Regions from separate parts of the Mus musculus genome. Here region 2 is linked to region 1. Evidence: chromatin loops called from intact Hi-C (ENCODE). Cell type or tissue: gastrocnemius. All regions are shown on one strand.

Region 1 (4,000 bases):
GGAGTCCAAGTCCAGATGGCAGGAGTCCAGTAATCCAAGATGGCTACAGCAGCAGAAAACGAAATTGATACATAATTTTCTAATACTGTAATGCACAAAAATAACAGGTCAAATGTGTAGGCTGACTCTAAGTAAACAGTGGTCCAACGGCAGCTTCAGTATCCCCCATTTCTATGTGATTTTAACCTTACACATTTTCATCCACAGCTGAGCCCATATGAAAGAAATCAATCCTGGGATGCAAGAAATAAAGAGAAAACTCGAATCCAGTGAAATGAAGACATGAAGCTAGCTGAAGACAGGAAATGTGGGGCCAGGTACATGCATGGCTAGCTTGGGAACAGAAGACACGGTCACAGAGCCTCAGGGCATGGAGCCCTGAAACTGAGACCTTTATAGAAAGTCAGGACTCTGACTGCTTCTCTTTTTTATTTATTTAATGTGCCTTGGTATTTTGACTGAATTCATCTATGTAAGGATGTCAGCCCCTGGAACTGGAGTAAAAGACAGTTGTGAGCTGCCATGTAGGTACTGGGAATTGAACTTGGGTCCTCTGGAAGAGTAGCCAGTGCTCCTAACCACTGAGCTATCTCCCCAGCCCCCAACTGCTTCTTAAAGGCACAATGAGAATAAGTGCACAGCTGAGGATGTGTCGAGACTGCCATTAGATGTTTTTAAAAGTCTGTTGTGGGGCTGGAGAAATGTCTTAGCAGTTAAGAGCACTGACTGCTCTTCCTGAGTTCAGATCCCAGCAACCACATGGTGGCTCACAACCATCTGTAATGGGATCCAATGCCTTCTGGTGTGTCTGAAGACAGCTACAGTGTACTCATATAAATAAAATAAATAAATATTTACAAAAAAAAATTTTTAATCTGCTGTATTTTGCCTGCACATACGTCGAGCCTCTTGCAGAGTCCAGAAGAGGAACTGGAGTTACAAGCAGGTGTGAGCTGCCATGTGGGTGCCAGGAATTGAACCCATGCCCTCTGGAAAATCAGCCACTGCTCTAAACCTCTTAGTTATCTCTCTGATTCCCATGGCACAAATATTAGACTGAAGCCCAACACTAGAAATGCAGAGACAGGTGGGTCTCTTATGATCTTATGAGTTTGAGGCCAGGCTGGTTTACACACTGAGTTCTAAGCCAGCCAGGGCTTATATAATGAACCACTGTGTCAAAAATACCAAAACAAAACAAAACAAAAAAAAAAAAAATCCCTCTTCCATGTTCCCTTATCTGTGCAGCAGCCAGAAGATGCCGCCCACATTTAGGGTCCACCTTCCCACTTCAAATAATCTAATCAAGAAAACCCTCACAGGAACACTTGGCACCTGGTCTTATTGATTCCAGACACAGTTAAGTTGAAAAACCAAGATTAGTCACCTCAAACTCTATACTTGACTTGGATACATTTTATTTATGTAAGTTCTATCATGAAAAATACTATTGCTGAGCCAGTGAGATGGTTCAGTGGGTAAAGACGCTTGTAACCAAATCCCCAGGACCCATAAAATGGAGGAAGACAATGGACTCCCACAGAGTGTTCTCTGACTTCTACGTGCGCACACACGCGCTCAAGCACACGCTCGAATAAAATGTAAATAAAACCCTCAATTAAAATAAAATTGATAATACAAATACCATAAAAATCAAAAATGGAAAAAGAAAGGCTTGGCTTGAAGATGAAAAACGGGGACAAAGTTAATTTAGAAGGCTCAGAGCAGTCACTTGATCAAGAGGAACCTCATACTGGACTCCAGGCTTCCCAGAAACCAAAGCGAAAAGAGGAAAAGAAATATGCACATCTTCCATGTCCATAAGAGTGAGAAAGGGGAAAAAAATCAGTGTTGGTAAAATAAAATCCACTCATAGAGAAAAGTTACCTTTTGAGTTTTATGTGGAACCCAGAGAAGGAAGTGACTCATTCGGCTGAAAACCAGGAAATGCTACAAAGGGAGAAAGAAAAGAAAAGGAAAAAAATAGCCCTTGCTGCTCTGGGAAGGCTGGATAAACGGGGGTGGGCTCAGCCTTGGAGTGGGAAATGCCGGCTTAACTCATTTCCTAGCCGCCCTGCAGCTCCACAGAGGCACCGCAAGAGGTCAAGGTCTCAGTAAGCAGGAAGGAGGCTGGGGCTGAGTGCCTCGGGCTGTTTCTACAGAGCCCGAGGACAGGATGGTCACTCCAGGGCAAGCCGTTCACGGTTCACCAGTGTCCATAGACCCATGCAGCCTGGGTCAAACCTCAGCTGTGTCCTGTTCCGGAATGTCCCAGAGACATCCAGCCTGTCGTTACTGGTCAGTGGGTAGGAGAGGGAAGCTGGTCCCCCAGGGCTGGCAAGAGAATCTGTAACCCAGGCAGACCAGGTTAGGATTTCTGAATCCTGGTTCCTTCGAGTCCCAATCAGCTGAGGGCTGCCCCTGCCCACAGGGTGACCTCTTCTCGAGCCGAACCGGAGGTTTCCTGGTCTTGGTGAACTGCCCACACTCGGGAATGCGCTACTCCGGAGACGGAGCCTGTGTGTCAGCTCTTTTCCCACATTCAGGGTTTACAGCTGACAGAAGTGTGTTTCAACAGGATTTGCTGAGAGAAGATGAGGCCATAATCCAGGAAACTGCCCTGATAAATCACCCATAAACTAACCCGTGTGCTAACGGAGCATTCTGGAACGTTCTTCATTTGGAACGGGAAGTGTTGGGATTTAAACAAGACTAAAGCGGAAAAGGTTGCACCAGAGGGAAGAGCAGCGATGAGCTGCTGTGAGGATACCACACCCCACATTTGCTTTTTCCTTAGTTCACAAAACCATTCCACACCTGTCCCCCAAACCCCAGGGCTCACTGGGGGGTGAGAGTCACAATGCTGTTCTCTGGCAATTCATCCTATGATGTCACATCTCATTTGATCCCAGAAGGAAAGCTCTGAGACCCGACTTCTTAGAGAGGAATTAATAGCTTTTTGCTAGAGTTCTCTTGGGGAGATCCTAGAAGCTCACTCTGACAGGGCACCAGCCCCTTTGCTCTCATCTCTGTACCCTTGCCCTTCTAATCCTTCTTGCCTGGGACAGTGGGTTTCCAAAGTGACAACAGAACTGTCCCAAGCAAGGCTCTGTCCCCAGCCTATGAACTGTAGGCTTTCCTCGTATGCTGTAGGTTAGCAGGCCTGGAACAGATTCTATAGAAGGCCTTGTTCCTTCAAGTCTGTGTTTGACACAGTGCCCTCCAGGTGGGGCCTGCAGCTCTCCAGACTGAGCAAGAAGATCAGGGTGCCCACTGTTCACCCATTGGAGTGCCAGCTCTGTCAGGGATATATTAGGTGCCAGGGAAGTTCTTAGAGATCCTCGCCATAGCTGTGCTCATATAGAACTCTGAGGTTTCCAAGAACTGTCAGTCAAGCCTCCCACAGCAACTCAAGACAGACTCTAAACTCTGTGTGGACAGGGAAACTGAGATGTAGAAAGAGCTACCGGTCACAGGGCAAACAGCAGTCAAACTAGCCAGGAGTTCGGGCTATCAGTCTGGAAAGGCAGGCAACCCTACAACCCTCCTCCACTCGTCTCCTCGACCTCTAGAGTTGTTTCCTACCCTGCTACATGGCTCAGGCTTCTAGAACAAGGCCCCAGGGCCACACCGTGAGGATTTGTGGTTCGGCTACTTACTGGTTAAACAGTCGTGGGTGGATTACTTAACTGTGTACCAAAGTTTCCTCATCTATAGCACTGATACTGGCACAAGCCATACACACGGCATGTCAGAGACAGGAGCTAGGAAGAAGTATGACCCCAAAGGCCACACCCTGTGTGCCTTACTCAGTGTTCAAATGTAGGGCAGATGCTTCGTAGATCTGAGGCTTCCTCTTGGCCAATGAAAGCTTATTGAAGACAGAGGTGGTTGCTGGTGACACAGGCCTGTGGAGAGCTGAATACTACTGGGTTGTTCATTTTAGAGTGGTTGATTTGGAAAGAGGACAGAGCTCAATCAGTAGAGTGCTTGCTCAACA
Region 2 (4,000 bases), 120 kb before region 1:
TGTGAGTAAACACCATGGGAATTCTCCCCCCACCGTGACTTCCCCACCGTAAGGAATCCTCCAACTCTTATGTTACGTCTTATGAGGTAATTGCTCATAGCGACAAGAAAAGTTAGTAATATGTCATGTTCCAGTGTTATAACCCATAAAATATTAACCACAACAGTATTTTCTTTATAGCATTGTAACACAGATCAAATCCGTTGATGTGTGTGACGCATACAGAATAGTCTCTAGACTATATTACACTGCATGTAGACCTTGGTTAACTTAATCACACAGAGGCCCCATCCTTCAGCACATCCCACAGGAGGTGACAAGCTTTCCGAAGGATCCACAGGGACAAGGCATCATTCCTGTCAGAAACAGGCTTGCAGACCCAGGCCTTGAAGGGCAAGGAGGCACTTCCCATTGAAGTGGGTGTGGCGGTGCAGGAATCAGTCATGGGCACAGGATGATTGGAGGTTGGAAGAGTGTGATGTGTCTGGGCCGGTCCAGATGAATGTTGCTGGAACCGGAAGTGGGAAGTGGGCCCCTACCCCTGCTTTCAGCAAACAGAGAGTCAGTGGTGGGTCCCAAATGCAAGGGGAGGTCAGAGAACTTACATAGATAACAAAAGAAAGAAGGAGATACTGATCCTGGGCTCTAGGCAGTCCCTGCTGAGCTTGGGATGTGGGAGTGCCTTCCGGAGAGGAGGAGTTCAATGGGATGAGGAAGGCCTGAGGCCTTTGCTGTGGGAGGTGAAGGAAGGATCTTCCAGTCTTTGAGAAGAAGAGAGTAAGCCCCTGGGAGAGCCGCTGATGGCCCAGCTGTAGGAACGTGTGCACAGGTGCCAAGGACTGGGAAATGGGAACAGGGAAGGAGGGGAGCAGAGAGGGCTCCAGGCCCAGGATTTGTATCATCATCCAAGATGTAATGGGCTGAGTAGAAAAACTTCTAGAAGGGCTAAGATAGTATTAAAGGTTATCTTTTAGAAAGAACCCTGATGAATTCCCTATCAGCAGAGAAAAGAATGCTGCTGGAAGAGGTTGGGGGTGGGGGTTGTTCCTGATAAGACCTCATCCATGACAATGGAAAGGACAAGCCAGCCACAATAGAAAAGAAGACAGGAAAGGGACAGCATGACAGGAAGGCATGATGGCCTGTGGACTGCCTGAGTTGATGGTGTCTGACAGACAGGGATGTCCAGGCAGAAGGCAGGTAACTCCGGTTGCTGGAAGAGACAGAATTCGACTACTTGGCCACTGGGATAGGAAAGAGTCTCTGGGATAAGGGTTATCATCAGAGGAGGAGGGCTCTGGCTTAGAGGTAGCAGCATGATGTTGGGGACCTCAGCAGGGATGATAAGGAGGAAAGCCAAGGCAGAAGGGCTACCCCCTAGGTAGTTTCGCTCCTCTGCCAAAGGCTCAGCCCCTGGCAGGAAGCCCCTCACAGCTTCACTTTCTAGGAGTTTGTTTGTTCCTTCATGTTTATTTCCATGGTACCAGGGACTGACCCCGGGTTCTTGTGCTTGGTAGGTAAGCATTCTACCACCAGGCTACTTTCCCTAGCCTTGAGTTTCTGGAGTCTAGCAAACACTCGGTCTTCAGGTTCAAAGCTAGTGTTAGTTTCCTGTTATCCCATCTAGTGTTAGTCCCATCTAGTGGAATATCCACACTTCTGTAAACCTTTCTTCCATTAAAGATGGAGGAAGGAAGGATAGATGGAAGGTAGGTAGAGGGGACAGATAAAGTCACAATGGAAATGGAAACAAGGCAGTCAAAGAGGCAGGAGAAGAACCGGGAGTCAAGGGAGAAATGAACTACATAGCCAGTGGACATATCCTTTAGTTTAAAGGGCGGCTTTGGGTTAACCACTGGAAGGTCAATGATGACCTCAGTGACAGTAGTTTCATATTATGAGGGAATCCATTAGTAGAGGTCAAGGAATGAGGCAGACATAGGGAAGTGAGATGCTTGTTTTATTCCTTTATTTCCTGTGACTTGGAAGCCATGGACATCTCTCCTCTGGGCCTATCAAAGCCCCAAGGCACCTGTCACAAGAACATCTGAGCTGTCTCTTGGTTTTAATAAGGAGCCCAGCTATTTCTGCCCAGCTACATTGGGTGTCACTACCTAGATCTGTCACTCTAGGGTGAGTCAGTTCAGCCTTGACCACACAGCACACACAGCACCAGCCAAGGAGGCATCACCCACACAGAGAAGAGCTATTTATAACCAGCCACAGAGCTGAGCATTTCCGGAGCTGTTGCTGGCGCGGTACTCCTGTCGACTCGGTCAGTCTCACAACAACCTGAGAGGCTGTGCTTTTCTGATCTCTGTTTCTAAAGCAAGAACCTGGAAAAGATGGGTGCCTGAAATAATTTGATATCTTCAGATCCAAATATCTCTTCTTGGCAAAGTCATGAGGGAAGGAGGCAGGAAGGAGAAAGCAGCTAACACTCTTGCTAGGTGTGTGATAGGTTTCAGGGACAGAAGTATTCTCTTACGGGGTTCTGACAGGAACAACACAAAGGAGCTCTATTTTATGGATGGTCCTTCTAAACTCCAAAGGACCATGGTCTTCCCAAATTAATGGCAGAGCACAAGGCTATACGATTTAAACTCAAGCATCCCAGTGACAAGCAAGTCCTCTTTCTCTCGTCTATTGAATCTCCTTGATAATTCACAACTCAAACTAAGGCCTGGGCAGATTAGAATATCCTGATTAAGGCTGATCTATAAGTGTGACCTCTGAAGGTTCAGAGGGACAAGTACTTTGGAATGAAGAAGGGAGGTCTTGTGATGGTCCCATCCCCGGGCTCAGGGGCTGAGTTCTGTGCTTTATAAGTGGGGATCAATGATGCTGCCACCTACTCTTTGTCTTTCCTGCTTCATTCAGTCCTGAGCTGATTTCCAAACCACCCAGAGAATGGCTGGGCTTCTTAGAAAATGAGTCAGTCCCAGGGCATGGAAAAGAAGCTGTTTGTCTTGTTTTCTGGGCCCAAGTAGAGGTCACCCTTGGGCAGCCCTGCAGGTTTCTCAGGTTTAGAGACGTCGGGACTTGTCTACTCTCCCTGGTCAGTGATTATATTGATCATCTGTGTGGAGCCATCACTCCAGGCTCAGCTTGCAGAGACAATGGATGCTCTACTTGGGATCCTCGATAGCACCCCGTGGTGATTTAAATACGCTTGGCTTGGGGAATGGCACTATTAGAAATTGCCATGTTGGAGTAGGTGTGGCCTTGTTGGAGGAAGTGAGTCCCTGAGGGGGTGGGTTTGGAGACCCTTCTCCATGTAGGAGTCAGTTTCTCTTGTTTGCCTTAGGAACAAGATGTAGAATTCTCAGCTTCTCCAGCACCATGCCTGCCTGGACACTGCCATGCTTCCTGCCGTGATGATAATTGACTGAATCTCTGAGCCGGTAAGCCAGCCCCAATTAAATGTTATCCTCTATAAGAGTTGCCTTGATCATGGTGTCTGTTCTCAGCAGTAAAATCCTAACTAAAACAGACCCTATCTCGTACCCGTGGTGACAGTGGGCCATACCTTAGTGTCTTTGACAATGGCATATACAACTCCCTTTCCTAACCAAATACCATGAGTGGCCTGTTCCCAGGAAAGGAATGGGAGTGGTATCTGCTTTACTACAAGGACTATCAAGACAGTCACTCCGGTGAGAATCTGAAGGCACCCAAGTACTTTCCATCAGCCACCATACACGCAGCTGGAGCAATGGGGACAGAACACTGAGTCAGATGAATGTGGGTTCCCATTCTGGTACCACTAGATTGCTATGTGACTTGGAGGGCTGTCGCCTGCCTGGCCTCATATATGAAATAGATTGCTTCCTCCAAGGTTAAACACAGACATGATAAGGTCTTTGAGGACTGTGCAAACACTGAAGACAATTGTGTGTGAGAAGATGCCCTACTCCATGTGTAGCTCCTGTATCCCACTTCTCTGTTGCCTCTTCCATGTGTGAGGTCACAGACCTCACACACACAGGCTCAGCATCTG

What was found. A loop is a pair of places that touch in the nucleus more often than their neighbours do. Peaks named below come from ENCODE experiments on the same cell type or tissue, not always from the same donor. Only the 100,000 strongest peaks of a DNase experiment are listed, where the experiment ranks them.
Region 2: it touches region 1 in a loop (1.9-fold over the local background); 2 of 42 quality-filtered maps call a loop at or near these places.

Annotation. Positions count from the first base shown.
Region 1 is chr15:59,678,973-59,682,972 of GRCm38, reverse strand. No RefSeq gene overlaps it. Among named protein-coding and RNA genes, the nearest start is that of Trib1, 32 kb to the right of the region's middle. In gastrocnemius, a CTCF peak has its summit at 2,094; DNase peaks (open chromatin) are centred at 7, 2,188 and 2,442; H3K4me3 peaks cover 1,425 bases; H3K27ac peaks cover 3,774 bases.
Region 2 is chr15:59,794,051-59,798,050 of GRCm38, reverse strand. It overlaps Gm19510 (predicted gene, 19510), which reads left to right and starts at 3,092. Exons shown (of 4, transcript NR_045076.1): 1 at 3,092-3,404. In gastrocnemius, no CTCF peak of the experiment used is centred here; a DNase peak (open chromatin) is centred at 2,194; H3K4me3 peaks cover 312 bases; H3K27ac peaks cover 2,108 bases.